Regions from separate parts of the Homo sapiens genome. Here region 2 is linked to region 1. A link is a contact called in ENCODE Hi-C or POLR2A ChIA-PET data. All regions are on one chromosome and are shown on one strand. The core of a region is the stretch at or near the end of the contact, and the rest is flanking DNA. Distances in the headings are between cores, read along the strand shown. Region 1 holds the start of DGAT2-DT (DGAT2 divergent transcript). Region 2 overlaps UVRAG (UV radiation resistance associated).

Region 1 (2,542 bases), core at 5-2,504:
CCACATGCTGGTGGATCTCGCTTCCTATGCTCTTCCCTAGATCAGGCCTTCCCTCCATTCCCTCTACCACTGCCGTGCCTTGAGGCTCATCCTCTCTCACATGGATCCCCCGCCCCTACAGCCTCCCCACTGCCCTCCTGACCTACAGCCTCTCCTGTCCATTTCCCATACCATGGCTAAGGACACTTAAAACCCACCTGACCAGCCATTTCCCTACTAAAGCTCTCCCAAGACCCGGCTCCCCCCCAATATCTCAAGAGTGGCACTCCCAAACCTCTCTCAGTTCAAGCACCCGCGCCTCTCACTTCAGCCTCATTTTCCACAGTTGCCTGGGCTCCAGCCACTCCAGGGCCCCCAGCCCTGCCCCAAACATGCTGGCTTTTCTAACACTTTATGCCTATCTTTCTGCTTTGCCCTCACACCTTCCATCTGCAAAATTCCTATTCATTAATGGGCAAACCATTCTGGAATGCTTTCTATGTGCCAGACACTACCTAGGCTCTTTTTATACCTTATCTCATTTACTTCTCAAAGTACCTCACAAAAATAATAATTATTATTCCCATTTTACAGATATGGAAACTGAGGCTCAAGAGAGGCAGGGCAAGAACTGGACTCCTAGTCTATCTGATTCCAAACCTGCTGTGCACCAACCTCTCTGGGAAGTGCACCAGCGCCCCCACTCCCCCAGCCCAGGGCAGAGTCTTCTCTACTCTGTGGTTCCATAGCCCCCTGGTTTCTCGCTTGTCCCGGCCGTTGTCACCAGTGACTGTGTGCGGCTGTCTCTGCTGCCCCCCAGCGTGAGCATCCCAAGGGCAGAACCTGGGCTGATCTGGCTGGGTCCCCAGCACCCAGCAGGGTATAGGTGCTCTGTGAGGTTTCTTAATAAAGAGATGGAAAGCCAGAAGCAGTTTGGGTGGTTGAGATACCCAGCCCTAACCTAACTAATCCTGATACCAGTGACCAAAAGCGGGACCTTCGCATCTTTGCTGCCAAAAGACAGCCCCTCCTAAAGAGTAAAGGCCCGACCCCCTGCACGCCCTCTGCCTGCACCGCACGTGCTTGGTTTTCCCCGCCCGGGTACTGGCCGCCGGGCCGTACCAATCTCCGCGGGGGAGCGCCCGGGGTCGGACTGAGGGAGCGAGGGGAATAACCGGGCGCGCCCCTTGGAAGCAGGGCTCAGAGCTGCTCTCCTCTCACGCATTCCCCGGATCCGCGCGGAGCAGGCTGCTGGCCAGCCCCGGGCCCGCGCCAAGCAGAGCCTCAGGTGCGGTTCCCCCACAAGCAAGTGGCGCGGGCGGCGGCTTAGAACGGCCCGCCCCGCCCGCCGCGTCGGCGCCTGCCCCGTTGTGAGGTGATAAAGTGTTGCGCTCCGGGACGCCAGCGCCGCGGCTGCCGCCTCTGCTGGGGTCTAGGCTGTTTCTCTCGCGCCACCACTGGCCGCCGGCCGCAGCTCCAGGTGTCCTAGCCGCCCAGCCTCGACGCCGTCCCGGGACCCCTGTGCTCTGCGCGAAGCCCTGGCCCCGGGGGCCGGGGCATGGGCCAGGGGCGCGGGGTGAAGCGGCTTCCCGCGGGGCCGTGACTGGGCGGGCTTCAGCCATGAAGACCCTCATAGCCGCCTACTCCGGGGTCCTGCGCGGCGAGCGTCAGGCCGAGGCTGACCGGAGCCAGCGCTCTCACGGAGGACCTGCGCTGTCGCGCGAGGGGTCTGGGAGATGGGGTGAGTGCCACGGCGCAGGGGTTATGGACCTGCGAGAAGATTTTCTGGAAAGGGCCCTGTGGCAGGCTGGTGGGTACTGATGAGTCCACGTTCATTCTCCACTGTGGCACTCATCAATTTTTACGACCTCTGTTACATCGCTTTCCACCCGCCCCCCAGCTTGTTTCCCTCATCCGTGAGGTGGGAGCGGTACCACCCACCATTCTTAGTTATTAGGGATATTCGAGAACTCCTCCCCAGCCCCCACTGCGGCTGGTGACCCCTGGCACTTCCCTCCCCTCTCCCTTCACCAGGTAGAGCGAGCTTTGGCAGTGATAGACTGGATGGGCAGGATGGTATGGGTTTTGCCGTCTCCTGAGACAGCCACCAGACGGGGAACATGCCCGACTGGAACAGGTGTGTCTGCCCTGTCCTCTGTCCCACATCCATCCTCTCGCCCAGGCTCTGGAGCCCACATAGCAGCAACTCTTGAGCCTGGCATGCTTAGAAGGCAGCGGAGAGGACCCTGCATGTCCTCCAAGGTAGAACTGAGGTCCTCAGTGAATCGCGCAGAGTTGAAATCAACCCCCGCCCCGCACCCCCCGCAGCTTTTCCCAAGCGAGGAATAGCAACTCTTCCAACCCCCACCTCCCTTACCTAGAGCTGGAGAAACTGAAGTGGGAGGAAGCATGCCTAAGTTTTCCTTAGCTGATGCCTTGACCCCTGGATTCAAGTACAAATCCGGTAGACCCTGGGAAGTCATCACAGCTGTCCTGGTCTGCGTGTGTGTCTTGCATGAAGCCCCTCTCCCTCTTTCTAAGTCTGTATTCTGTTTGCTGAGCC
Region 2 (2,542 bases), core at 22-2,521, 100 kb after region 1:
GGAACATTAATGATTATATTATATTCGAACTTCAGGGGCTGCCTGGGACATAAGGCTCCATTATTCTTACTTTAGACAGTCCCCACAACATGGCCTTCCTCGTATACAAAAGTGATCTAATGCTGCCTTTTTTTTTTTTTTTTAGACGGAGGCTCACTCTGTCGCCCAGGCTAGAGTGCAGTAGTGCGATCTCGGCTCCCTGCAACCTCTGCCTCCCAGGTTCAAGCGATTCTCCTGCCTCAGCCTCCTGAGTAGCTGAGATACAGGCGCGCCCCACCACGCCCGGCTAATTTTTGTATTTTTTAGTAGAGGTGGGGTTTCACCATATTGGCCAGGCTGGTCTCAATCTCCTGACCTTGTGATCTGCCTGCCTCAGCCTCCCAAAGTGCTGGGATTACAGGTGTGAGCCACCACTCCCGGCCTGCTGGCATGATTTTAGAGTCAGTGTCAGATATTGACTTTGTCTTCCTGTTCCAGATATAACCAACCATATGACGTTAGACAAGTGACTTAATAATTCTTAGCATCAGCTTCTCCTGAAAAATTGGGATAGTGCTGTCTGTTTCACAGGACTCTTGAGTTTCATGAAGATTAAGTAAGAATATATAGTCAAATTAGTAGTATAGTACCTGGCACACTGAACCTTTGGTAATGGTGCTGGATATTGTAGAGGATAAATACGCTAGTAGAAATCCCTGCCTTTGAGGAGCTCACGTTCTGGAGGGGAAGACAGGCAAAAAAATCAGTGATGGTGATGTGTCATGCCAGGTGCCGTAAGAAAGTTAACCACTCACAGGTTCCTATGGGAGCATAGAGGAGCGGCAGCCAGCCCCATGGACATCAGTGAACACACAGCTTTCATTGTTCCCCCTTTCTTGTAATAATTATACCAGTAGTAAAAATGAGTAAAATGGTTTTTATTCTCTATTTATAAAGCATGATTCATATTAGGTGAGAAAGCGAATCACTTTTTCCAAATGAATCTTAAGCTATGCTTTCTGGTCTTGGCCTTAAATTTAATATTTTTGACCCCAAAGTGATTAGGTCTTGTTGCAGCAAAGTGCCAGGAATAGTTTTTTTTTTTTAATTCTGCAAATATTTGAATACTTACTTTGTCTCCAGGTTACTGTATTATCTACTTGGGAAAACAATAGCAAAAAAAGCCCCATCCTCGCAGTCGGTGGCAGGCAGAGAAGGCTGACAGTTAAAGAGAATTGGGAAGGCTTCTGAGGAAGAGATGTTTGAACTGAAACCTAGTGGTCAGAGAAACGTTAACCAGGAAAAGAATGGGTGGGGGTAGAGGCAGGGAGGGGGTCCCACCAGAGGCTCTCAGCTTCCTCATTTCAGAACTTGAGGTGGACTAGGCAAATTCAAAGGTCCCTTTTATTGCTTTCATTCCTAGCATATGTAAGCTAGAGGAAGCCCTCATTTTGTCTCTTTCTATGTTGTACGCAGCTTGCTTGTTTGTCCTGTAGTTCATGTTAAATTAAATCCGGTATAGTGCTCAGCATGTAGTAAATGGCTCACAAATGATTGCCATTACTCATGTAAGGTAGAGTTGGTGAAGGGTACTCAGTTCCAGGGGAGCAGGCACATCCTCAGGCTGCAGGCTAGAAGGCTTTTCCCCAGCATTCCTAGCTACAGTTTTCTCAGCGTCCTCGGTGGACAGTTGGGTGAACCAGTGAAGGGCCAGTTCCTTCTTAGCTAATCTGTAATGAATGCTTCATTCTTGTAGTAGTGGTCTAGGCTTTGCTATTATGTTTAGTCGTTTGTTTTGTCTCAGCTCTAGTCAGCTGTAGAGTCTGGTGATGGAGCAGCAAGAGCAAGTGTGAGACCTGTGGAGTCTCCCCAGTTCTTTCTCTCAGAGAATAGGGCATAGGCAGAGGGCAGAGTTCTTTCTTCCTTTTCTGCCTCTGGCTGTGAGATATAAAATAAGGAAATTGTTGACATTCTCTTTAGCCCGCCTTTGTTCTAAATTCTGTCTTTTGTAATTTGGTAGAAAGAGAAAAAAAAAACAACAACACACACACACAAAATGAACATGAGACAAATTCTAGAGAACTAGATTCAAATTCTGATACTGTTTTTACTAAGTGACCTTAGGCAAGAAGACTCAGTTTCTGTGTTTTATTGATTTTTAATTTTTCACAATTTAACATTCCTGCACAATCTAGATGCATCTTAAAACCAGTTCTTTTTGGTTGTATATACAATTATGATGCATTTTATGATTGGTGATGTCTTGGATTTGATGAAATATGGTATTTCGTCTTAACTATTAGAATTAACAAATTGTCTTATTTACTTCATGTGGATTTATTGTTAGGATTAACAAGGCTTATTCAGCAGATTAAATATTTGTATGTGCTAGAATAAGCATTCTCTATGCCCTTTTTATCTATTATTAATACTTTATATAGTGACTGTCACTAGTAAGTATTAAAATAGTAGCTATTGCTGTAATTAGTTTTTTATTACTATTCTGTTCAAGCTTCATAAAAACCCTGTGAGGTGATAGTTTTATAACTGAAGATTCTGAGAC

The links. Hi-C counts contacts between places; a loop is a spot of excess contacts on that map. ChIA-PET counts read pairs that join two places held with the same protein, here RNA polymerase II (POLR2A). Pooled maps may share reads with other maps.
Region 2: a loop to region 1 is called in a map with no recorded cell type, with 5 times the contacts of the local background. The contact joins the enhancer-like site here to the promoter of DGAT2-DT in region 1. A Hi-C loop is called at or near these places in 1 of 168 maps with a recorded cell type or tissue (Caco-2), 6 of 37 single-sample maps with no recorded cell type and 9 of 50 pooled maps. POLR2A ChIA-PET finds 5 or more read pairs at or near these places in 6 of 52 experiments (HEK293, OCI-LY7, activated B cell and 2 more).

What each region holds. Positions count from the first base shown.
Region 1 is chr11:75,767,393-75,769,934 of GRCh38, forward strand. DGAT2-DT (DGAT2 divergent transcript) reads right to left here and starts at 1,255. Exons shown (of 4, transcript NR_046090.1): 1 at 1,102-1,255. It overlaps DGAT2 (diacylglycerol O-acyltransferase 2), which reads left to right and starts at 1,386. Exons shown (of 8, transcript NM_032564.5): 1 at 1,386-1,720. The coding sequence starts at 1,600. RefSeq lists an enhancer at 689-1,189 and silencers at 1,276-1,385, 1,466-1,705.
Region 2 is chr11:75,872,265-75,874,806 of GRCh38, forward strand. The region is part of intron 3 of UVRAG (UV radiation resistance associated); the gene reads left to right. Among named protein-coding and RNA genes, the nearest start is that of UVRAG, 58 kb to the left of the region's middle. RefSeq lists an enhancer at 1,311-1,812. Within about 2 kb of position 1,272, at least 4 of the 41 ENCODE cell types and tissues checked have a DNase peak (open chromatin) inside an H3K27ac peak, as active enhancers do; they include OCI-LY7, where a contact is called at or near this core.